5 separate regions of the Mus musculus genome follow, and all the other regions are linked to region 4. The links are chromatin loops, found by intact Hi-C in ENCODE. Cell type or tissue: gastrocnemius. All regions are shown on one strand. Region 1 overlaps Cyb5b (cytochrome b5 type B). Region 2 has its middle 8.5 kb from the start of Terf2. Region 3 has its middle 7.6 kb from the start of Gm39240. Region 4 overlaps Nfat5 (nuclear factor of activated T cells 5). Region 5 holds the start of 4930517G24Rik (RIKEN cDNA 4930517G24 gene).

Region 1 (5,000 bases), 140 kb before region 4:
CCCTCCAGACAGTGTAGCTGATGGCTCCTCCTGTCTCTAAGTCCCGCCTCTTTTCCCAAAATACTTCACAAAGTGTGCATCCCTTTGATTTCTTAGGAATCTAAGAGCTGAAGAAGGACTGACTTCAGAGTAATCTCTTTTACAAAGAGAACCAAACACTACTTACAGGAGAGCAGTTTAAAAAGGGACCAACATGCGCTCTCTGGTCTGACACTGGTTTCTAACCATCTTCCACCCTGGCTGTCTTTACCAGTGAAAGATGTGTGTGTGTGCTTACCTTCTATACACTTCTCTCCGGTCCGTGGGGCTTCACAAAGGCCTTTCTGCTGTTTTTCTTTACCGATTAGCAAATTTCTGATTCCTTGTCTTAAAGTACAAGACTCAAGTTTGAACTTATGTTTATCTCAGTAAAATAACTTAGATGTAAATGTCATTGTCCGGCATGCCCCTTCAGATTGGGAGACCATGCCAAGAGACTTCGGTTTTCATCTGGGTTTTACCTCCATGGCGCCAACTTTTGGTTTTGTCCTACTTTCTATTGAGGGTAATGATAAATCTGGAAGCTTTCTTTCCTCTTGGATATGAATTTCACTGGAAAGTAGGCAGTCATTTAAAATTCCTTCTCTCGTTGGTCCAGGCATTTTCCTGGCACCTCTGACTGTATTCTCTCTCCCTGTGGCAGTGCCTGACAGTACCCAGCTGTTTCTTAGTTTCTATGATCTTTCTTCACATCTTTGTTCATTACCAGTCAGCTTCTGGGCTGGTGTCACATCCAGCAGGAAACCATGGGATTCCAGCAGGACCAGAGATGTTGGGAAGTGTCCTCCTGCCTCCCTTCCAGCTTGCCAGGGGCTTGACAGGACAGGAAACTGCACAGTAAACCAGTCTGCCCGTGTAAACTATTTTTTAAAAAGTTCAGTCCAGGACTCGTATCCTGTGATTTAGCAGTTGAATGAATTCAGAATTCATCAAAATAACATTAACCTTTTCCTTACACACTTGAATATGATATTTTAGAGTGATTTCTAGGTGACTTTTATGTCAGAGATGAAGACTTAATCAACCATTCGTCTTTAGAAACGTCTGTAATATTGTGTCATAGATTGACAGCGTAATTAGTCTGTAACAAAAGCGGCATGCGGCGCGCATCTCCAGGTAAAGGCAGGGAAGGTTGTGTGCAGGGAGCCCGGGACCTGCATGCTGGGATAGCGAAGTCACATGGAGTATGCTGGGTAGAAGGGAAGAACAAAGGAACATTGAGTGCAGGACAGGAGCGTCCCAGCTAACTCCAAACTTGATGGGACACCTAGTGAAAAACATCTGGCTTGTAGGAAATGTTAAAGAACTGCATTTTCGGCTGGGCATGGTGGTGCACACCATTAATCCCGATGTAGGAGAGACAGAGGCTGCAGAATCTCTGAGTTGAGGCCAGTCTGGTCCACATAGTAAGTTCCAGGACAGTCAGGCTACATAGAGAGACCATGTCACAACCACTCCACCAAATAAAAGAACTGTATTCTTAAGTAGAATCGGTGTTTTGATATTTCTACAGTAAACATCAATACCAAAAGCCGTTTTTTCTATTTCACATTTGTGTCTTTCCCAGCTTCTTATAGCTGAGCTTTTTCTCCCGAGAGCCAGAAGGAAAAGATTTTCATACTTTTGTCTTTGCGATCCATGAAATCCGTCAATACCCAGGGCTTCTTTTGAACTACTGATAATGTAATGTCATTTTATATTATATAAAAAGGATGCTTTTTTTTTTTTAAATCTTTAATCCCAGCACTTGGGAGGCAGAAGCAGACAGTTCTCTTGGGTTGTAGGTCAGCCTGGTCTACAGAGCAAGCTCCAAGCCAGCCAAAGCTACATAATGAGATTCTGTTCAGGTCTACTTGTTGTAATCCTGTTGCCTACATAAACAGCTAGGGGAAAGGTAGGTTTTAGGTGATCGTTTGTCAAGGCTTTCCGTAAACGGCAAAGCAACACAACATGTGCACAGGTGTACTTTTAAAAGTCTAAACTTGTCAAAGAAGCCTGGACATTTGAGGGTCATGAAAAAACATTAAGACCAAGAGGAGGCAGTTCCTATCCACTGACAGCACCTCCTGACCTGTGGGCGTGGGCAGGTTTGATTGTTTATTCTTGAGGTGACCAGCTGCTGCCACATATACAGGTAATGGCAGGTGAACATGAGAGATTTGTGCTACCCAGATAAAATGTGTTAACACCCATTCTCTAAAAGTTTCTACCCAGCCCTGGGAGCTGGTTTTCATCACTGAGTGATGTACAGAAAGCAATAGCACACAGTGTATGGACTTACTTAAGCAGAGACAAGTCTGTCCAGAGCTGTCACTTGAGCTGGCTGGCTCTTCCAGCAGTTGCCATCGGGGCTCACGGTGTAGGGTTTGTGCTCATTAAGTGCTGATGGCAAGCAGTGGAAAGTGATTTACAAGCAAGGTGTGTCATCACATGCAGCACTCATGCTTCTGTCTCCAGTGATGCCCGTCCGGCTGAAGTCGACCTGAGATGACTGAAGCAAGGATCGTAAATGTTCATTGCCTCCTACCCCAAGGGAAGTGGACTCAGACATGTCTTGTCTCAACGAGAAACCGAAGGGTTGAAGCTGTGAGATTCAGTTGCCAAATATCCCAAAAGTAACGGGGAGCTCCGTCACATTTGGCCAGCTTTGGGATTTGTGGGAGTGGTCTAGGAGGGAGGCTGAAGAAGCAGGGGTGTGCCAGTCACCTGCCTTACACCCAGTGTCCTACTCATGAATGGCAGGGGCCACTCCTTGCCCACGCCTGCCTCGTCTAATCAGCTGCTTGGGCAGACGCTCCTTTCGGTTATTTGGCTTGTCTTTTCCTGCACCCTCAACTGAGTGGCTAATACTACATTCCTTTTGTGAATTCAACGATGGGGTTTGTTTACCTATTTGGTTTCAGCTTATTTTGAACAAAGATCTTTGTCTCTTTCTACTGGAATGTGCACACAGTGAATGTTTGTTAGAACTACACAATAAAGATACTGTTTTCCTTTTCTTGTCCTGACTACGGTTGCTTTTTTTTTTTTTTTTTTTTTATAAGACTTTTGTTTTTAAGGAAAGGGTACTGTGCTGCTTAGGTGTTGTGGATGAAGACAGTTGGGGTGCACAATGTTCTTCGGTGCCTCTGCTAACATTTCGTATAACCTAAGATAGGGTGCGCGGTGGCTCCCTAGGGTTCTTTGTTGGAAGTGGATTTCTCATTTGATAGTTGAGAGATATAGCCATCCTGGTTTGGCCCTGTTAGGGGATATGAAGTGGGAAGCAGAAAACAGCTTGGAGTTCTCTTTCTACCAGTAAAGAAAAGCCAACATGAGGTAATGTTTTATTGTCCGCAGTGCTGGGCTTCAGTTGATTGTTTTCCTTGGAACTAGCTAAACTGTTGGGGAAATTTATACACAGAGGTTGAGGTTCTAGTGACTGTGTGAAGCAAGGGAAATAGGCCATTTTATAATTACCTCTCACACACTGATAGCCTTTTCGCATGACCAACATCAGGTCAGAGTAGATCACTCATTAGGCCCCGGCGATTCCACTACAACAGGAATCGAGGATTAGTCACAGGAAGGGATAGCCCCATTCTTAATGCCAGCATTTGAATCCAATGTTTAATCCTGATGCTAATAGGAATTCATTATCAAGGCACTCTTCCTGCTGTTTGATAGTTGCGTGACAAATCTTGCTTGATTCACAATAATCTGAGAAGGCTGTGACTCCATTTACAAAAGTTTAAGGTAAGAAGACCCCACATAATTTATTACAATCTGGTGATGGGTAGCATACATTTGACAGCATTTCTAGCTAGATGTCTGATCTGTGTAGTTCAAAGCTTGCTCAGCTGAGTCGCTTTATATGCGTTTTGAAAAATTAATTCTTGTGGCTAGAGAGATGACTTAGAAGCTGAGAGCACTGCTCTTCTAAAGGACCTGGGTTCAAGTCTTAGTACCCATGTGACAGCTAGCAATCTGATGTCCTCTTCTGGCCTCTATAGTCACTGTTCATATGTGATGTGTACATACATGCAAACAGAACACGCATACACATAATTGAAAAACAGACAAACAACGACTCAATTCTTTTATGAAGCATTGAGAGGGCAATTGCTTTTCTGAGGGACTCTTGAGAACTCAGGTGTAAAATTGTTTATCATTTGTGTGACACCTGCTGTGTGTTACAAAGTAACAGCTCCGGGTGTTCCTGATCTTTATTATGGGAGCCTCACAAGTGAAATGGGGTCCCGGGTTTTACTACAGAACGTCACCAAAGGGAGGGGCAGAACGTGAACCTGCCTGGATATTTTTGTTTGTTTTGCTTCTTGCAACAAGGCCTAACCATGTAGCCCAGGATAGCCTCTGAGCTATCATCATCCATCTGCTTCAGCCACCTGGGTGCTGGGTTATAAATTGATGCCACCACATATCTTTGTAGTGATGATAGGCTTGAAATGACTCAATTTTCCTGCAAAACACATTTTTTTTTCCATGGTGCTGGGGATCCAATCCAGGGCTTTCATATGTGCTAAGCTAATACTGCACACTCAGTTTCATTTGTAGCACCACAAAACATTCATTATTTAAGAGAGTCTCACTGTGCACCTAAGCTGACTTAGGATTCCATCTCTCCTCCCCAGCCTTCCAAATGTCACATACTTACAAGCTTATGGTTAAAAGGTACTCAGATACACAGGTGTCAGGGAAATGTTTTCTGGCTATCCAGTGGAAGATAGAATCTCAATGGGAGATTGAGTCAAGTAGATCTTGAATTTGAGGCCAGCCCAGAAATTAAAAAGAAAAAAGAAAGAAAGAAAAAAGAATATATGTTCTAGAACTGTACTTAGAATAGTCCTAATGTAAATGCTGAAGGAAAACCTATAAGGAGCCCGTGTGGGGTTGCTGTGTGTGAACGTGCAAGCTGATTATTCTTATTAAATTCTCATTATTTAGAACGAGAACGTCAGGAA
Region 2 (5,000 bases), 220 kb before region 4:
AGTGTTGGTCTTTGCTGTTGGCAGATCTGGCATTCAGCAGCAGCTGTAGCCAGGTCAGCCTTGGTGAGTGGTAGTCCGTGTTGCTGAGCCCAAGCATAACCTCCATCTTGGCCACCATGGCTACCTTGTTCAGGGATGGCTGAGTGTGGGACTGTGAAAGGCAGCCTGTTTTCTGGTCGAGCTCGGTTTTAACCCCGGAGATCCAGCAGATTAATCTTCAAGGGATGAAAGGAAGTTTGCTGCATCCTCCCAGACACTAGGCTCCGGACACATGCCCACGCTCCTTTCTCAGCTCTTCCGAGGCATACAGCAGCATCTGGGATGTCTGAGAGCCTGAGAACCTATTGTCCTCGGCCTCTGCGCAGGCCCAGGGACCCTGAGCCAATTCTGACAGGCCTGAGGGGACCTAAGACTGGACTTCCCCACCCCTGGAGCAGGGTCTTGAGGCTTCTCACAGCCTGTGCACAGTCAAACTTCCCTCGTCCCGCTTCACCCAGAGGCCCGAGGCCTGGGCGAATCTTGCTGACTGTCCACAGAACGGGTCATCTTATCCACTTGGTTATTGAACCCCTCCTCAGCTGAAGTCACCTTCTGATGAGTATTTACATGGGACTCTTCATATCCTTTTCCCATTATAATAACCACTTTAGATCACCTTGCCTCTGGCAATTCAATGCTGCCACCTGGCCTCTGCTACCTTGGGGCCCAATTAAACCCATTGCATTTAATTCATCCAATTGAGCGGCAGCATCTCCAACCCTAAGGTCTGGCACAAGGAAAAAGACAACAACAAAACTCTGCAAAATGTGCTGGTGCCTCATCTCACCAGTTTGTGTCTTATTGGATTCGTGAAGGACATATCTTCTGGGCCTTCTCATTTTGAAGGATTAGGCTTTACACAGCGTACCCACTCTAGAACTGCCATTTCCCTGAGCCAGGAAAAAAAAATCCCTCCATCAACACTAAGCCAAAAAATATCCGGCATCTTCAACTCCTTTTCAGGAGGCCACCTTTTGATAAACGCTTCAGCCAACCAACCAAACTTCTGACACCTTTTTAAATTGTGGGTGTTTCTATATTAAACCTAGAATCTAGCCCAGGCTAGCCTCAAACCCCTGAGTTCCCATGCTTTCATTGCCGAGTGCTGATATTCCAGAGCACCTGGAGCTGTTCTAACTTTTTAAAAGTCCCAGTGTCACATGGCTGAACCAATGTCCTCTAGCTACTGTAAAAGTGATTTTTTTATGGCCTGTTATAATTGTCGTCTCTGCGGCTTACTACCTCAGTCCGCTACCCTAAGCCTAGCCCTAGACTCTTCTAGCTTCCGTACAGTCATATCTAGGCCTAGTTGTATCTAGGCCTAGAATATTTTCAGCCTCTGGGATCTGCTGCTGAATAATTTCACTCTTTCTAATTCTTTTTTTTTTTTTTTTTTGTCCAGAGACAAGGTTTCTCTGTGTAGCCCTGGTTGTCCTGGAACTCACTCTTTCTAATTCTTTTTTGTTTGTTTGTTTGTTTTTTTGAGACAGGGTTTCTCTGTATAATCCTGGCTGTCCTGGAACTCACTTTGTAGACCAGGCTCGCCTCGAACTCAGAAATCCGCCTGCCTCTGCCTCCCAAGTGCTGGGATTAAAGGCGTGCGCCACCACCGTGCAGCTCTTTCTAATTCTTTATGAGCTCTGCCTGGCTGGTTCAACTCAGTTGTTCTGTTCAAAGCCCCTCTCCAAGCTGACTGATTCAATCTGGCTTTGGCACTCACTCTGTTCTAATCTTCTGATTTCTTCTCATTCTCTGGCTCGTTCTGTCTTCACCTATGTCTAGCTTGTTCTCTCTCTGCAAACTGTCTCTGTACCACTGTCTCAGTAAAACTGCCTTCTCCCTTTTTCTCTGCCCTGTCTCTCTTAAGTAGCTTCCCTTTCCTCTCTTCTCCAGAGAGTTCAGCGTGTGCTATTCTGTAAAATCTTCTCGTATTCTCTGCCACTCAGACCTCACTTTGAAACATGAGTGCTTCTTTCTACAAACTAATTTTACCTTCGTTGTTTGGGATTAAAGATGTGTGATGAGGGCTGAGGCACACACAACTAGAAATAGTTTTTTTTTTCCAGCAAACAACACAATCTGGAGGTTAACAGGGTGATCAAACGTCCTGCAACAATCTCCCACAAATACCCAGAAAAGTCTAGGGAACTGCTTTGTGGAATTCGGTTGCTTCATGAGCTCCAGTGTTCTCCAGCAGGGGGCAGAGTGGTGTAGGGGAAAGGCCACCATCGCTGGGTGAAGAACAGGCAGGCCTTAGACCTCTGCTTTACTTACTGACTTGGGTAAAAATTTAAGTTTTGGGAGTCAAAAATTTCCCCTGTCTACTTGAGAGGCCAGTCTACCAAACAGACAACGTATACAGCTTTAAGTAGGATGTGAACATGAAATAATGCCTGCAAATACTACTGAATTCAACAATGAGCAATCAACAATGCTTGTTTTTGGCTTTGCCGACATGTGAATGTAAATATGTGTATGTGTATTTGTGTATGTGCAGATATGTATGTGCCATGTGTGCACATCGTGTGGGTAAGCCTGAGGTTGGCATAGGAGTCTTTCTTTTACTTTACTTTATTTTTTGTTGTTGTTTTTGTTTTGGAGACAGGATCTCACTATATAGGCCGGCTGGCCTGGGACTCTCTATGTAGAGGAGGTTGTATTTGAACTCACAGAGTCCTGCTTGCCTCTGCTTCTCAAGGGCTGGGATTAGAGGTGTGGCGTGGTAACCTGGCCCCAGCACAGTTTTAAAAGTTAGTAATATCCATTGTCAGGGAAGGCGCCTTCAGCAGCGCTATTGATGGTGGGAGCAGCAATCCATACAACCTTTAAAGATACAAACTCAGAAAGGAACAAGCCATCATTAGCTATACAAATTCCAATTTTAGAAATTATTCCTGGAGGAAGGATCATAAATGGGCACCACAGTTTGAGGGTTTTTCATCGGGGAATCACTTATAATTTAGAAAAATTAAATTATGGTGTGGACCATATTTAGGAATCTTATTCTGTGATTTTAAAAAACGGCATCCCTGTCAAACTAACTAACTACCTACCTACCTAACTACCCAACAGTTATTTAATGCTCAGTATATAAAGGAAAAAGAATAGAGCAATAGAAATATTTAATATATAAAATATCTCTGGATCATGGGCTACTGGCGCCTGCCTGTAACCTCAGCTGAGGCCGAGGCAGGAGGATCTCAAGTTCTAGGCCTGTTTGGCTACAGAGCTGGTTCATCTTGAGCCTGGGCAACTTAGTAAGACTTTCTGTCAAAATAAAAGTAAAAAATCAAACATCAACACTAACAAAAAAGGAGAGGGAAGGACAGCAAGATGGCTCAGGGTGTGTGTGTGTGTGTGTGTGTGTGTGTGGGCAGCTCTGATGGCAGCAAGTCAATTTCTGGATCTCAAAGAGGAGAGAAGCTACTTGAGATCTTTCCTCTCCTCGGACTTTACACACACACACACACACACACACACACACACACACACACATACACACACACACATACACACACACACACACATACATACACACACACACACACACACACACACATACACACACACATACATACACATACACACACACATACACACACACACACATACACACACACACAGAGGGGTGGGGAAGGTAGAAGGGAAGGAGAGAGAGAAGTGGGGACTGGGAGGAGGATATGACACCACATGCCTGTAATTCCAGCACTTGGGAGTCCTAACTGTCATAGCCTGGTCTGTACATCGGTTTTAGGCTGGCCAGGCACACACAGTAAAACTGCATCAAGAAGACAAAACAAACAAAAAAACAAAACAGTGGAGTTGGAGAGATGGCTCTCTGAGTGTAGCATGTTCGTTCAGAGGATTTATGCTCATTTTCTAATACCTACATCTGTACAAATGTCCAATAACCTCTCTGGCCTCCTCTGGCTTTGTGCACATCGTACACATTCAGACATCCACACATACAGATAAATTAATGAGTAAATAAAACTTCTTTTAAAAGCCAAATAAATAAATGAGATGCTGGGCAGCAGTACTTTAATCCCAGCACTCAGGAGGCAGAGGAAGGTGGATCTCTGAGTTCAAGGCCAGCCTGGTCTACAGAGCGAATTCCAGGACAGTCAGGGCTACAGAGAGAAACCCTGTCTGGAAAAACAACAACAGAGGACCAAGCCATAGCTGTTTACCAAGCAGAGGATGGGTAAGCCCTTTGGTCTAACCCCCAGTACTGTGAAAATAAAGTAATAAAATAAAATACCTATGACTATTTGTTATTTATATCAGCCTGTGCTAGGCCAATGCTTTACAACCTGTGTATCATCACTACACTAAAATCCAATAAAGGAGTATTTTTGTTCCAGATTTATAGATGGAAGACAGGATTCAGGGAGTTAAGTGACTTGCCTAAGACCATTACAAATATCTGTATGAATAGGATATTTTATTTATTTACTTTAGATAGGGTCTCATGCATTTCCAGGCTGGCCTCAAACTCACTGTGCTGCTAACCTCAAACTTCAGATCCTCCTGCCGCCTCTACCTTTTGAATTCAGGGATTACGCCTCGAGCCATGATGTCTGTGTACTTCAAAGAAGTTTCAGAAAGAAGCAGCCTGGGGTAGTAACACATACATAGAGGGCTGCTTTGAGTCCTTGACCAGCTAGGAACTGTAACAGGACGGTCTTAAATAAATAAATAAAGGAAGAAGGAAAAAGTTATGACTATATATAGTATCAACCTATTATATATAAAAAGTCTAAGTACATTCATAATATATACATATATTTACTATGGGAAAAGATTATGGAAGAATGTTTAAATTTTTTAAAGAAATGTTAAAAATGTTTCAGCATAATATTTTTATTGAGTATTTGGTAATTTCACACAACATTCCCTAGTACACTCACTTCCCAGTCCTTCCAGGCCTCCCCTGATACCTTTGTGCTTCCCCCACCCTC
Region 3 (5,000 bases), 210 kb before region 4:
GTTCTTGAACGGTGGGTTCAGTTCCCAGCATCCACACGGTGCCTCACAACTGCCAGCAAATCCAGTTTCAGACAATATGATACTTTCTGGTCTCCATGGATACCTGCACACATGTGATACATACCAACTCACTGTAAAAATCATAAACATAGAAAACCAAAAGCAAAACCCCTCATTTCTGAAGTGCTACTTTTGTTACGGATCAAGAGGCCCGGGTATAGGTCTGTTTCTAGGGCTACAGAAATTAGAAAGCTAATTGAGTATGTAAGAAAAAAAAAAAAAAAAGAAAGAAAGAAAAGTGAAGACCACGTGACTAAACAGCCCGTGGGCCTTTAACTCCCTGGGACCCCTGGACTGGTGGGAGATCAAACAGGAAAGCAGCTAGATATTCTGACCCAGGAAACCTCAGGCAGCAGTAGTAGTATTTTTTTTTTCCTTTTGTTGTTCGATTTCAAGTGTCGGGGAGTACAATGGAAAGAACATCCACTTGGGGCAGGAAATGCCAGGGAAAGAGCCCAGAGGACGTGACATTTGGGTGGGTCATGAGTGACGATGAAATCTGTCATCTCTTTTTATGACTGTAATCTGCTGTCTACCGTGCGTTTCCCACCCGCGTTTCATCTGCATTATGTCTTATCTGATTTAGAAGGGCCCACAGGGAACTGTATCCCGCCCCCTCCCAACCCCTCGCCCCAGAAGATCTGAGAGCTGGGGCTGGTTCTGGGTTTGTCAGACTCAGCTGTACTTCGTAAAGGCCTGGGCTGGGCCTTTAAATTTTTTTCTGTAACTGTAGTGCCACAGGATTCCTGAGTTTCACCCACACACAGGCTCCCTACCCGAGCCCCAGCTGGCTGCCAACACCCACACTAACCAACTAACCCCCAGCAACACCGCCTTGGCTGTGTCGAAATTCACACCACACCATACCTCCCCGGGTCTGGAAGAAAGGCACAGGGTCTTGGTGCTGTGCAGACACCCTGATAAGGCTCTGGTGAATAACCCGTGAGTAACAGGAAATCAGGAAACAGGAGCTGCCCCTGTAGCAAGAAACGGGAGGGTGGATGGCTGTTCGCACAGTGGTCTGTACACCGGCACCGTGGACGCGCCCTTCAGTGTCGAGATTCCAGTTTCCTTCCCTGACTGGGGGATGAGAATGGAGTTCACAGAAGGCAGCTGTGGATTTCCAGTGAAACTCCCTGGGACATTCTGATCTCGATGTCCCAGCAGGTTTGGAAATGGTAGTATTACTAAACACCTGGACCCATTCTTCATTAAAAAGATTAAATTAAGTCAGGTGTGGGAACCGGTGCCTGTAATGTTGGTACGTGGAGGATGTGGCGCGAGGATGGGTGAGTTTGAGGCAATCCAGAGCTACATAGGAAAACTTTCTAAAAAATGTGTGTGTGTTCACGTGCGCAAGAGTGTGTGCATTCCTGCATACACAGGCACTTACAGCTCACATTCACACACACAAAGAAAAGAAAGGACTATTAATGATAATTAGCAGAGGAAAGTGGAACAGATACAGGGAAGAGTTTCTTGTGCCTTTATATCTTTCCATGGTGTTAAAAATTTAGCCTCAGTGAGTTCAAGGCCAGCCTGGTCTACAGAGTGAGTTCCAGGATAGCCAGGGTTACACAGAAAAACCCTGTCTCAAAAAAAAAAAAAAAAAAAAAAAGCCTCAGAAATTGCTACTTTTTTATGGCTGGGGGTGGTGGTACATGTCTTTAATCCCAGATTTCGGCAGATCTCTTTGAGTTCAAGGCCAGCCTGGTCTACAGAGTGAGTAAGGGTTACACGGAGAAACCCTGTATCAAACAAAACAAAACAAACAAACAAAAAACCAAACAAGCAAAAAGGAAGAAAAAAGAAAGAAAAGAAAAAAGAAAAAAAGAGCCAGGACAAGCTAAGGACGTAGCTCAGTTGGCAGAAAATTTACCTAAAGTACATCCATCATCAGAACCAGAGAACCCAGGCAAGGCAGTATAGCCCTGTAATCCCACCCTATAGAGATGGAGGCAGAAGAACCAGACGTGAAAAGCAATCCTTGGCTTCGAGTGAGTTTGAGGCTAGTGGCCGTTCAGAGTCACAAGAGACTTTGTCTAAAACAAAACATACACGTATACTTACATATACACGTAAACCTTGAGGAAAATTCAATACCTCTCCGGAACCTGTGAACTGTTTTCCTTACAGCAGGGGGCAGCAATGATTCTCAAATATCCCTGACATCAGCACTAACCTGCGGCTTGGCGTCCACGGGTTTCCAGTTCCAGGCCCAAATACCATCCAGCAGATCATAAGGGAAACGAAAGACAATCACCACAGAAAGCTTTAGATGCCGGAGGAATTGTTAAATAAAACATGTTCCAGGTTCTTTTATTGATCCTGAAAACCTGTGTTTGCCCTGAAGCTCAGTTTTCCCATCTGATAAATTAAGTCTATAGATTTGCTGAAATCACTTTAAAGAGCTCTTTCTGCATCTGTTAAGAAAACAAAGGACAACATATCAAACCAAACCCATTTTAAGCTGGACGTGGTGGCACACACCTTTAATTTCAGTACAAAAGGCAGAGGCAGGCAGAGTTCCAGGCCAGCTTGGTCTACAGAGCAAGTTCCAGGACAGCCAGGGCTACACAGAAAAATCATGTCTCTAAAACCCCAAACAAACAAACAAATAAATAAAGTAAGACTTTAGCTGGGTGTGGTGCACACACCTTGCTGTGTTCAGAGGGCATCAGATTTCTCTATGAGTTCGAGGTTAGTCTGGTCTAACAGTAAGTTCCAGGCCAGCCAGTACAACATAGTGATAATCCTACTTAATGAAAAACAAAAGCAAACCCAGAAAACCTTTACAAATCCAAATCAGCATCAGGAAGGAACAAGCCCCAGTGCCCTCTGAAATTAATTGGATTATCAAATTATCTGTTAGACAGCCCTCAGCTGACCAGGATGACTTATTGGCAGTTTATCTTTAGAATACTAATTTTTGGGGGTGGAGTGGGGTGGGGTGGGGTGGGGAGATTGGCACTTACTCAGATCACTGATGGAGAAAAAGAGCCCTTCCAATCTATAAATGTTTAGCATGTGTGCAAAGGTCGTGGATCTAGTGTTCAGGAGCCACACCCAGACTTACAAAAGGATCTTGAGTGGACTGGCCAAATTAAACAGCACAAGCACTTGTAGAGAAATAAACACAAGTTAAAATGTAACCACAGCTATTTGTTCTTGCCGCTCTGTTCTCCTCTGTGGGAGGGGCTGAGAGGGTAGATGGAGCTCTGGTCACTCTAGCAGGAACCTGAGCCTTGCTGCCAAACCCTCTTTCTTTCTTTCTTTCTTTCTTTCTTTCTTTCTTTCTTTCTTTCTTTCTTTCTTTCTTTCTTTCTTTCTTCCTTCCTTCCTTCCTTCCATCTTTCTTTCTTTCTTTCTTTCTTTCTTTCTTTCTTTCTTTCTTTCTTTCTTTCTTTCTTTCTTTCTTTCCCCAAGACAGGGTTTCTCTGTCTAGCCCTGGCTGTCCTGGAACTCACTCTGTAGACCAGGCTGGCCTCGAACTCAGAAATCTGCCTGCCTCTGCCTCCCGAGTGCTGGGATTAAAGGCGTGCGCCACCACGCCCAGCTAGGAAACACTTTCTGTATAAGCATGTGCATTATGCACTACATGTCTTTACATACACATGGCGTTTGTACTTCTCCAGCTTCCTTCATGCTTCAACAGCAATGTTGTTTTTACAGGTGGCTAAAAAAAAATCCCAATACTATCTCTTCTGTGTGTATATATGTGCATGTATGTGTATGTTTTTGTGTGCAAGTGTGTGTGAATGTGTGTATGTATGTATGTATGTATGTGCATGTATGTGCACATGTATGGGTGTATGGGTGTGTATGTTTGTATGTGCAAGTGTTTGTGTGTGTGTGCATGTGTATGTGTGTGTATGAACTGGTACTAGGAACAAAACTCAGGGTCTATTACATGCGAGGCTCTATTATTAAACTACATCCCCAGCTCTTTTTATTTATATTTTCTATTTTTTTCTTGAGATATCACTAAGCTATCTGGACAGGGAGGAGAGGGCCGGGGGGCTTGAACTCTCTATACCTAGGCAGGCCTTGAACTTCTGACCATCCTGCCTCGGCTTACTGAGTGCTAGGGACATAGGTGTATAAGACCACAGCCAGCCCTGTATCTATAATTTGATTCTCCTGGGATGTCTTCAGGAAGGAGTGACTCTGCAAAGGAGCCCCAGTTTCCAAGGTCACCTCCCTCTCTGGGAGGGAGCCCTAAGCACCCAGAATGGTCCCCAGGATGAGATAATCAAGGCACGCCTAAGAAACATCTGGGATACGTGTACACCCACCATTGCTGTGGTCTGTTCTTTGGGATCTCATGCTGGTCCAACATGAATTTCATTATACACTGTACTCATTAAAAAAAAGAGAGAGAAAGAGGTTTGTTTTTGTTTCTGAGTATATACATGTGTTTGTCTGAGTGTATACCATGTATGTATGTGAGGGTATCGTCTCTGGCGTGACTCATGCCTGTGAACTGCCAGAAATGTAGAACTGTAGGGACTGGGAACAGAACTCTGGTCCCTGCAAGAGTGATCTTAACTGCCAGTCCACTTGACTACAGATTGGTTTTTCTTTTTTTTCCTTAATTCTTTGCTCCAAGGTGTGAGCTCTTGAGCATTTAATTGTGCACACTGGTTAGAGGACAGCTCGGGTGTCAGCCTAGCTGGCTTTCTGACTTTCAGGGACCCCTGTGTTCTTCACCTGCGTATCGCTGTAGGAGTTCCCAGAGGGGCACTACTGCACCCGGCTTTACCTGGCTTCCTTCATCCACTGAGGTATCTATCTCCTCAGCTCTGAGCTAAAACCGTCATAAAACTTTAACCACAGGAGGGGCCGCACGTGACCTTATTCTGCAAGCATTTCCTGTTCCTGCCAGCTTGTTTACTGTTTTCTCCCAAACACTGGCTCCCCTCCTTTATTCTCAGTCAAGG
Region 4 (5,000 bases):
CATTTTTTGATTGGGGGGGGGGTGTTAAAGCAACTTTCTATGCTTAATGGTAGTTTCATATTTACAAAGATGGCAGATGTTATTTTATTTTCATATTTAAAGTGAAAGGGTTTACAAGTAGGTTTTTTTCAGTGTGTTATCTATACCTGATGATTGGGCATTTGAGGGATAATCAAAGAACTTCTACTGTGAGAATTTCTGTTATTTGTATAATAGTACCTGCTTGGGGCATTAATTCATGCTTTTTTGCTTTTGGGGAGGAGTGTTCTTTTTTTGTTTTGTTTTTGTTTGTTTGTTTTTCAAGGCAGGGTCTCTGTGTAGCCTTGGCTATCTTAGACTAGCCCTGTAGACCAGGACAGCCTCGAAATCATAGAGATCTGTCTGCCTCTGCTTCCTGAGTGCTGGGATTAAAGGCGTGTACCACCACTGCCTGGCTTTGCTTTGCTACATTTTTAAGTACATTAAAATTTTTATGTGTATGGTGTTTTTGCCTGCATGTATGTATGTACACATGTCTCCTGGTTCCTGAAGAAGCCAGAAGAGAGCATTGGGTCCTCTAGAACTGGAGTTATAACTGTTGTGAGCTGTCATGGGGTGCTGGAAATTGAACCTTGGTCCTCTGTAAGAACAGCCATTACTCTTACCTATTGAGGCATCTTTCTTGGTCATATTTTTAAAGTATTCTCAACACAAAGTATCATCCATCTTTGCTTGGCATGGTAGTGTGCACCTTTAATGCGAGCATTCTGGAGGCAGATGGATTTTGATGAGGTCAAGGCCATACTGGTCTATATAGCCAGTTCTAAGATAGCAAGAACTACACAACAGGGAGACTAATGTTTTAAGACAGATTTTCACTTTGTAGCCCTAGCTCTCCTGAACTTGCTATACAGACCAGGGTGATATTTAACTCACAGAGATCTCCCTGCTTTTCCATCCTTTCTACCACAAGTGTTTTTGTTTAGTTGCTTGCTCAACAATTAAACAAAAATGCTTGTGTGTGTGCGTGTGTGTGTGAATGCCCTTCTAACCAGAAACATTTCACAAAAACTGTTTCCCCCGCTGTTTTCATTTCTTCATAGATATAAATCAATATTAGTTCTTTCAACTTGATTACCTGAAAGTAAATCAGAGATTCTTGAGAAAAGTTACAAAGAAAATAAACTTTCTAACAATTTTGGAGTTTAATCTAACCCCAAAGTAGTTGAATTCCCTAAGTCAATAAAGGTAAAGACTAATAATCCAAAGAGGAATAATCTAGTTCTGTGCTCCATCCTCACGTACAACCTTTATTGTGTGTATTTATTCAATACGGTCTCCTGAAAAGAACACAAATGAGTCGACTGATCCAGTTTGGTATTTTATTATCTATCTATCTATCTATCTATCTATCTATCTATCTATCTATCTATCTATCTATCTGGTTCCTTTGTCCTATCTCCGCATTTCTTTTTTTTTAAAAGATTTTTATTTATTTATTATATGTAAGTACACTGTAGCTGTCTTCAGATCTCATTACCGGTGGTTGTGAGCCACCATGTGGTTGCTGGGATTTGAACTCAGGACCTCCGGAAGAGCAGTCAGCGCTCTTAACCGCTGAGCCATCTCACCAGCCTTCCTATCTCCATATTTCTTGTTTTTGTTTTGTTTTGTTTTTTGGTTTTAGTTTGGCTTGGTTTTTGGTTTTTCGAGACAGGGTTTTTCTGTGTAGCCCTGGCTGTCCTGGAACTCACTCTGTAGACCAGGCTGGCCTTGTACTCAGAGATCCACCTGCCTTTGCCTTCTAAGCGCTGGGCTTAATATGTGCACTCCAGTAGCCACCACTGCTGCCTGGCTAATCTGTTATTATCCAGCTGTGGTTTGTCTTTCTAGACTCAACTAGAGACCGGGGATATAGGGCTTGGAAGACTTGTCTTTTTCTGAAATGAGTAATGACCAACTAAAGCTGTAGACAATGGTACTTAGAGCACAGAATGCCCACCTAGGAAGGGGAAAGAAACTCAGTTCACAGTAGCCACAAGGTGGTTCACAACTATCTCTAACTCTAGTTCCAGGGAATCCAGTGCCTTCTTCTGATTTTAGTGGGCTCTTGTATTCACATGGTACACATACACACACTTAGGCTTGCTCATGAGTACACACACACACACACACACACTCACACACACACACACCATTTTACAAACCACAGTTTCAGCCAGGCATGATGGTCCATGCCTTTGATACCAGCACTTGAGAGACAGAGGCAGGTGGATCTCTGTGAGTTCAAGGTAACCGTGGTCTAAAAAGTGAGTTCCAGGACACCCAAGGCTATATAGAGCAATACTGTCTCAATAAACAAACAAACAAACAAACAGTTTTTCTTTCCCTCTTACTGTGTATGCCTCTGGGTAAGATTTCTATTTTGAGCTTGTTATGCACTGTGGTGAAACTTCTTCAACCCCTTCATAGCAGCACTGAAGAATAAAGAACTGAATTGACCCAGAAATAATCTGTAACTAAAGTGGATCAATTAAAATTTGTAGAACAGGACCAAGCAGACAAGCCAGCCAGCTCATTTTGACATTGTTGTCTTTGTAACTAGAGACATTATTTTGAGTACCTGAAAATGCTGATTTCATTCCTTCTTTTCCAGTTAGTCTGGGCCCTTACATCAAATTCTTAGTCTTCTGAATATGCTCCCCAATCTGCTCATTTTCTTTCCTTGTGCTCTGGTACCAGTCATGTGACTGGAGGGACCTTTTGTCTTTACTTTGATAGAAATCTTAAGTAGGTAAGGAGAAGCACTTTGTGTGCTGAGCTTTGATGTCCCTATGTTTTGACAGCAGTGAGGTGGCAGCAAGCAAGCCAAAGCAATGGTATTTGGCGCCCTCTAGTGTTATAGCTCCTGTGCAGACTTCAGATGGAGGAGGTGAGGGAGCAGATAGAGGTGGGAGGCTGAAGGAGAGGAAGGGGAAACTGTGACTGGGATGTAATATATGAGACAACAAATTAATTTAACAAAAGGATTATATAATAAAAGAACAAATACTGGCTAATAGGGATTCACAACCTTCATGATGCAGTTATTTTTGGGAGAATAAAATTCTCAAAAGAAAGAACATACTCATTTCTTGTACATGTTATTGACTGACTTTCTTTCAAAAATTTTTTCCTCCCTACAGAATCTGTCTATGATCTTCTCCCAAAGGAGTTACAGTTACCTCCACCTAGAGAAACATCTGTAGCATCAATGAGTCAGACAAGCGGTGGTGAGGCAGGCTCGCCTCCTCCAGCTGTAGTTGCTGCTGGTATGCATTTCATTTTACTTCATTAATGAAAACTAGGGTACTATCTGGCCAACATGAACAGTATTGGAAAAGTTTATATCAAAAAGAGTATGATTTGAGGGTTTTAGACAGGTCTAAAGACTTTACCCTTTACGTTGAAAGGTTTTCGGTGTGTTTTTTTTTTTTTTTAATATACATACGTGTATATATATGTATGTATCTTAAACTTTAGTCCATTTGTAAATGCTGTCTCCTAAAGTGGACCTGGTCTTCAAATATGAGACCCAGTTTAAAGTGACTTTGTTGAGTGCTCATAAAACAAATAAACACCAAGCTATGGCTAAAAAAATTATATTTGACCTTTTATTTAACAATTTTTAAAAAGAAATATTTACTTATTTTATGTATATGAGTACACTGTAGATGTCTTCAGACACACCAGAAGAGAGCATTGGATCCCATTACAGATGGTTGTGAGCCATCATGTGGTTACTGGGAATTGAACTTAGGACCTCTGGAAGAGCAGTCAGTGCTCTTAACTGCTATTTCTCCAGCCCTTAACAAATATTTTTAAAGATTTGCCCAAAGGGAAAAATATTATATGATCTAAAAAAGGACTCAAGCTGTCAAGTCTTTTTTCTCTTTATAGCATGTAACTATGACCTTTTTCCTATAATTAAAAAATAAATAAATGTGGCACAGCCAGAGCTACATAGTGATATGATACACACACACACATACATACATGCACACAAATGTGTGTATGTATGTGTATGTATGTATATATATATATATACCCTGATATTTATTTTAAATTCAAGAAAAATAGTGTCCTAGTTGAATATAATTTTTATGAAATATATTCTCTGTAGTCTCTTGTAACAATGAAACATATTAAAAATAATGTTTGAAATTTACTAGTTTATTTTCACTCAGCTCTCAAATCATACACTTTGTGAATACATTAAATTGGTTCAAACTTTTACTTTGAATTAGAATTAAAAAATTGACAAACTAATAAAGTCTTGATTGGTAATAATTTAGTATGAATGCTTGCCCAACTATAGCACCTTTTTTTAAAGTTGGGATTATAGGTTTCTAAATGTATTTGCTTTAGAAAAATGAATACATTATGTCTACTTTTATGAAGTTTTATCTGTCCTATAAAGGTTTCTTGCCTCATGATACTTATCATCTTTTAAAATGGTATTTAAAGTCCATCAAAACATCATTTCCAGTAAGTTCTTTTAATTTCACCAAGAGAAGGCTGTAGTCTAAATGACAGTATTAGTACTGTGTTCTAGCTGCAGGTGTTTAATTTCTTATATACATTAATCTGTATGTCATTAACAGTGCTGAAAAGTGAAGTATGAAGCCTTCATGCTTGAGGGCAGGAAAATTTTAAACATATCAAAGAAATATTGGCCCCCCTCACTGTTCATGTGTGGCCAGACATTTTCTAACAGCTTCTGTGGATTTAACTGTGAATTAGTGAGCTTTTTATAATCAAATTGATATGATGATCTGGCTCACCTCAGATCTACCAGATTCTAAAGTGGCTCTGAATATCTTTGGGGAATTTGAAGCTTTAAATCTAGTTTTAAAAGACTGAATCGTATATAAAATAGAAAATATTTTGAAGAAGTATTGTTTCACTTTAAATCCACATGTAGAAATTGACTAACTGATTCCTTTTGTGTTTTGAGATTGTTTCTGTAAGGACATGTTGAA
Region 5 (5,000 bases), 120 kb before region 4:
CTTTCAACACTACGTGAGGTCCCCCTGGGCTCTTCCGAATAGCGACAGTTCGTTTAGTTTTCTTTGCTGGACAGTCCACAAGGTATTTATGCAATCTATGTTCAATGAACAGTGGATTGTTTCCAATTTTTAAACCAGCAATGGTACTGTGAACATTTTCTTTTTTTCTTTTCTTTCTTTTTTTAAAGGCTTATTTATTTTATGTTTATGAATACACTATTTGTATTCATAAATACACTATAGCTGTCTTCAGACACACCAGAAAAGGGCATCAGATCCCATTACAGATGGTTGTGAGCTACCATGTGGTTGCTGGGAATTGAACTCAGGACCTCTGGAAGAGCAGTCAGTGCTTCGTAACCACTGAGCCATCTCCCCAGCCCTACTATGAGTGTTTTCCTTTGTGTAGTCTGATCAGCTGATGTGTATCTAAAGGCAGATCTGCAGTTGTCAAGATGTCCTTTGTTCCATGCCCTGATCTGTATGGGTACTGCACCATGCAGATGTCAATACCTGTGGCCACATGGGAAAGAACACACTATGTATGATGTGGGAAACACAGAAACCTAAAATACAGGGTTCTTCCTGAAAACAATGACCAAAGAGAGATCATGTGACCCAGCAATTTCCCCTCCTCCGTATGTGCCGTGAGTACTGAGAACATGTTCAGCAAGGCCTAGTGTCATATATTTGTAACTCCACTGCTCAGGAGGCTGAGGCAGGAGGATCATGAATTAGAGGCTAGCCTAGAGTATATGGCAAGATTCTGACTCAAAATAACAGTGTGGGGTGGGTGCGAGGAGGCTGGAGAGATGGTTCAGCACTTTAAAGCTCTTATAGAGAACCCAGGTTCAATTTCCAGCGTCTACATGCGGGCTTACAACTATATGGAGCTCAAGCATGATCATGGTACACATACACACATGCAGGCAAAAACCTCATACACATAGAATAAAAAAAAATAAAGAAGAAAATAGATGTTCATATAAAGTATATAAAATACCCACCGTAGCCTTTTCAAGTATCCAGAGATGAAATGCAGTGTGTGTACACGTGTGCATGTACGTGCACACATGGACATGTGCATGATGGAAAACTATTCAGCAGTAAGAATTAAGGAGTTACTGATACATGGATGAGTTTTGAAAGCATGACATTAAATGAAAGAAAAACCAGACACCAAAAAAATCACATACAATATGATCCGACTTATGTGACATGTCCAGAATAGTCAAGTTCAGACACAGATTGGGACAAATTGGACTTGACAGGGATGGAAGGGTCATGTTGCTAGGGACTGCTTGTGAATATAGGGGGATGAAGGCTTCAGTTAGTGGTCATGGCTGTTTAAGTATAGCAAAGGCCCTACACTGTAGGGCCTTTTTTTTTTTTTTTGGCTTTTCGAGACAGGGTTTCTCTGTATATCCCTGGCTGTCCTGGAACTCACTCTGTAGACCAGGCTGGCCTCGAACTCAGAAATCCACCTGCCTCTGCCTCCCAAGTGCTGGGATTAAAGGTGTGTGCCACCATGCCCAGCTCCTACAGTGTATTCTTAAAAGGGTGAATTTTATGATATATGAATAGAAGCACAACACTTTATTTTTAGACAGTGTCTGTCTATGTGGCCCTGCCTGTCTTAGAACTCATTTTCTAGACCAGGCTGGCCTTGAACTCACAGAGAGCTGCTTGCCTCTGTCTCCTGAGTGCTGGGGTTAAAGTTGTCTACCACCATGCCGGGATAGCATTCTCCTTTTCAAAGCTATTTTAATTTTGTGTATGTTGTCTGTGTGCTGGTATGCCCACATGTGTGGGTGCCTGAGGAGGCTAGAAGAGAGTGTTGGGTCTCCTGGTGCTGGAGTTACAAAAAGCCGTCTCAATAGGTGAGCCATCACATCTCTCCGGGCTCAACCATCCTTCTCTGTCGTTCATGCTTCGAGACTGGGATATAGCTCAGTGACAACAGGAGCTTACCTGGGATGCTCAGGACCCTGGATTCAACTCCCCTGCAAGTACTGCACTAAAGTAAAAAAAAAAAAAAAAATCACCTATTCAAAGCAGGGTGTGGAGTACCTAAGACAGGCCAGCCCGGAATTGGTCCTGGAAAGCAACAACTGGATCGCCCCAAGGGCAGTTTAATGATGGTACCAAGTGCAGAGTGTAGGGAGGGTCTAGGGAAAATTTGTCTCAAGTCATAATGAAGCAGTTCAGGGTCGGTGGAGGGGCAGCCAATACTATCCTGATCTGAAAAGGGGTGTAGGGGCAAGGTGTGAGCGATCTCCAGGAAGAACTGTGGAGGAGGGCTTCCAAAGGGGGCTTCCACATTGAGCAAGCTCCCTACTGCATCCTGTCCTCCGCTCAGCCTCTCCTCTGTGTGGACACCCATCAGGGCACCCACCTGTCAGCCAGTGGGACAGGGGCTTAGGCAATGGGGGCCTTCAGTGCACAGTGCGCATGCGTGAGTCTGACATCTACAGAGGCAGTTGGCATTGGCCCCATTCAAGCACTCCCCGAGGTCTACAGTGGAGAAGAGAAGGCTGCCAAGCCCCTGTGAAGAAGAAAGAGACTGTGTATCGTCCCAGCCCCTCGTGACTTCACACTGGGTGTGAAGACAGAATAGGATCCTGAAAGAGGCCGACTTTAACGAAAGGAATGAGTGTGTGCACTTTTGGACATGGCGTCTAGATGTCCTTCCAATTAAGCGGTGCACAGTAAGTTGGGGTGAGTCCTGGTGATGAAGGTGCCCTTCATGACCATGGGGAAGCTTGGAAATGGATACTAAGCACCCCTGGGGGTGTATTAATGCAAGTACAGAAGGACAACTCCACGCTGAGGGACACCCCTCTGGGGCTCAAAGCCTAGGGTTGAGCCGGAGAGTCTGATAATGGGCAGACACCCAAGGCCTGCTCTTGGAAGCCAGGATGTGTGTGGACTGCGCCCTCCCCGGAGGTTACCCCGAGTGCTGGCGCAGCTCTCTGGCTCAACCGCCCGAGCACTCACGGGGCTCCTTCCAGCCTTTATTGGGACATCTGCCACCTCCCAGGTCCTCCTCTTCCAAAGCCAAGAAGGGTCAGAGGAAGGGAGTGTCCCTGTATACCAACGTAGCAGAGCAGCTTCTGAAAGCTGAGGGGGGCCCCCAGGGAGAAAACATGGCCGTGCCAATTTTGAAAGGTCCCCAAACGACTTCTAAAAGCACCAAGGCCCATGAGTAAGACTGCGGTGCTGGATGGAACGCGGGGGCAGGAATGCTGCCCAGATCCCTGGCAGGAGCTGCGGGAAGAAAGCAGGCCAGGGCGCTGCCTCTGCAGCAGACGCATTGTCCCCCCTGTTCTGTGGGCTCTTGGGTATCTCTGTCCAGGCAAAGCCCGAGCCCACCCGTGGGCAGCTTCTAGCCTGCAAGGCTCAGCACCCTGCAGGATTCTCTTCCACACAGGTCCCTCACCTCTGGCTCCACGCCCAGCCAGTTGCCCACAGACTGGAAAACAAAGGAACACTGCCTTCCCTGGAGACCTGTGCTTAAGGGATGGAAGGGATGGGCCTTGGGCAGGCTGGGCGGATACTCTGTTGATTTTTTTTTTTTTTTTCCGAGTGCAGAGACTATGACAGCCAATTCCTGTTGGAAGTAGCTTTGTTTTCTTTGGATGGTGGAACACTTTTCCTTTCTCGTGACTGTGGCAGTTTTGGGTCATGTTTAGGATGGTGACTAGTTAGCCTAATTATGTGCCTTCCACAACCACGTTCTTAACCTTTTGGGGCACAGATGTTATTACAACCTTGATTGAGAAGAGGGGTCACCTCTTCTCTCTCCCCTCTGCGCCTCAATCGGAGCATTTAACTCCTAGTGGGTTAGGACTCTTTGTAGAGGCCAGGAGTGCGTAGCTCAACAGGTTCAAGGCCCTGAATTCTGTCCCAGTTTGGGGACAAAAATGAGAAACTGTTGGGTTAAGGAAAATAAGGAAAGGCCCTTCCTGTCCCCCTATATTCTACCCTAGATTTCCTTCAGTCTGGTTTTTAAGATTCCTAGCACTGGTTGGGTCAGTGCGCCCTGCTTGGCTCCTGTCTGAATCAGTCCATGTGTCTAGGCACGTTTCTAGCTAAGGCTGCCTCTGGGTGAAGGCTCCAGGACCGCACCACGCCTCTCTTTCAGGCATCAGGCTATTCCAGAGGGATTTGTAAGCTCTTTGTCTTATCTCTGTCTCTCTATTACACAGAAGCCGGGCAACCAGAGTCTCTGTAGCTTCAAGGAGAGGTGGCCCTATTTCCAAGGAGCAGGTTCTAGGGAGACAGGCGTTGTCTGGTTTTGTTAAATTCCAGCAGAAAGTCACTTTGCCAAAAATGCCAAAAATAAAAAGGACTGTCTAGACACTCACATATTAGACACTCTAATATGAACAGAGACTTTGACCTTGACGTCATCAGGTTTTGCTTCCATGGCAAGATGAAGGGGTAGGTCAATTAACAGACAGGGCTGTGTACCTGCTGTGCACCAGGCTGTGTTCTTGGCACCTGGAGGCATGTGGTGATGAGACAGACACCCAAACACTGGTAATTGTAGAAAGTAGAAAATACAAAGATGAAAGTAATGTAGTGTGGAATGACCAGGGTTGCCGTGGTAGGGACGTGATGAGAAAGGTCTCTGAGAATTCACAACTGGGACAGAGACCTGCTTTCCGGCTCACTTACCTGCCCGCTCTCCACCTCACTTTCTGTAGCCAGTTAAAGGTCGGCTGTGAAAGAAATGCAACATAACATTCTAGGAATAGACAACTTACAATGTTTGCATTGGGTATTATTCTGAGGAACATGAAAAAAATGTCACACAATGCCAGCTCATGGCCCATGCTCCCACACAGTGTGCCCATGCTGTGTGGCTGTGCCACCTACCTGCTGATCCCTTGGCAGCCATTCTGAGGGAGCCCACCGTTCTGCAGCTTTGATCACAGTATACTGTGACATTTGTTCGATCTTATTAATGGTTATTATCAGTCTCTTTGTAAATTATT

What was found. Hi-C counts contacts between places; a loop is a spot of excess contacts. Peaks named below come from ENCODE experiments on the same cell type or tissue, not always from the same donor. Only the 100,000 strongest peaks of a DNase experiment are listed, where the experiment ranks them.
Region 1: it touches region 4 in a loop (2.2-fold over the local background); 19 of 42 quality-filtered maps call a loop at or near these places.
Region 2: a loop joins it to region 4, with 8 times the contacts of the local background. A loop is called at or near these places in 40 of 42 quality-filtered maps.
Region 3: it touches region 4 in a loop (8-fold over the local background); 41 of 42 quality-filtered maps call a loop at or near these places.
Region 5: it touches region 4 in a loop (2.5-fold over the local background); 9 of 42 quality-filtered maps call a loop at or near these places.

The regions. Positions count from the first base shown.
Region 1 is chr8:107,184,425-107,189,424 of GRCm38, forward strand. Cyb5b (cytochrome b5 type B) reads left to right here. Exons shown (of 5, transcript NM_025558.5): 5 at 1-3,046. Among named protein-coding and RNA genes, the nearest start is that of 4930517G24Rik, 18 kb to the right of the region's middle. In gastrocnemius, no CTCF peak of the experiment used is centred here; no DNase peak of the experiment used is centred here; H3K27ac peaks cover 986 bases.
Region 2 is chr8:107,102,503-107,107,502 of GRCm38, forward strand. No RefSeq gene overlaps it. Among named protein-coding and RNA genes, the nearest start is that of Terf2, 8.5 kb to the left of the region's middle. In gastrocnemius, a CTCF peak has its summit at 2,234 (motif pointing right); a DNase peak (open chromatin) is centred at 2,240.
Region 3 is chr8:107,114,008-107,119,007 of GRCm38, forward strand. No RefSeq gene overlaps it. Among named protein-coding and RNA genes, the nearest start is that of Gm39240, 7.6 kb to the right of the region's middle. In gastrocnemius, a CTCF peak has its summit at 2,191 (motif pointing right); a DNase peak (open chromatin) is centred at 2,213; H3K4me3 peaks cover 1,349 bases; H3K27ac peaks cover 3,463 bases.
Region 4 is chr8:107,321,475-107,326,474 of GRCm38, forward strand. Nfat5 (nuclear factor of activated T cells 5) reads left to right here. Exons shown (of 15, transcript NM_018823.2): 3 at 3,165-3,290. Among named protein-coding and RNA genes, the nearest start is that of Nfat5, 31 kb to the left of the region's middle. In gastrocnemius, a CTCF peak has its summit at 2,876 (motif pointing left); a DNase peak (open chromatin) is centred at 2,869; H3K27ac peaks cover 1,292 bases.
Region 5 is chr8:107,202,872-107,207,871 of GRCm38, forward strand. It overlaps 4930517G24Rik (RIKEN cDNA 4930517G24 gene), which reads left to right and starts at 2,459. Exons shown (of 3, transcript NR_166499.1): 1 at 2,459-2,718. In gastrocnemius, no CTCF peak of the experiment used is centred here; DNase peaks (open chromatin) are centred at 2,486, 2,986, 3,376, 4,478 and 1 more place; H3K4me3 peaks cover 1,508 bases; H3K27ac peaks cover 2,919 bases.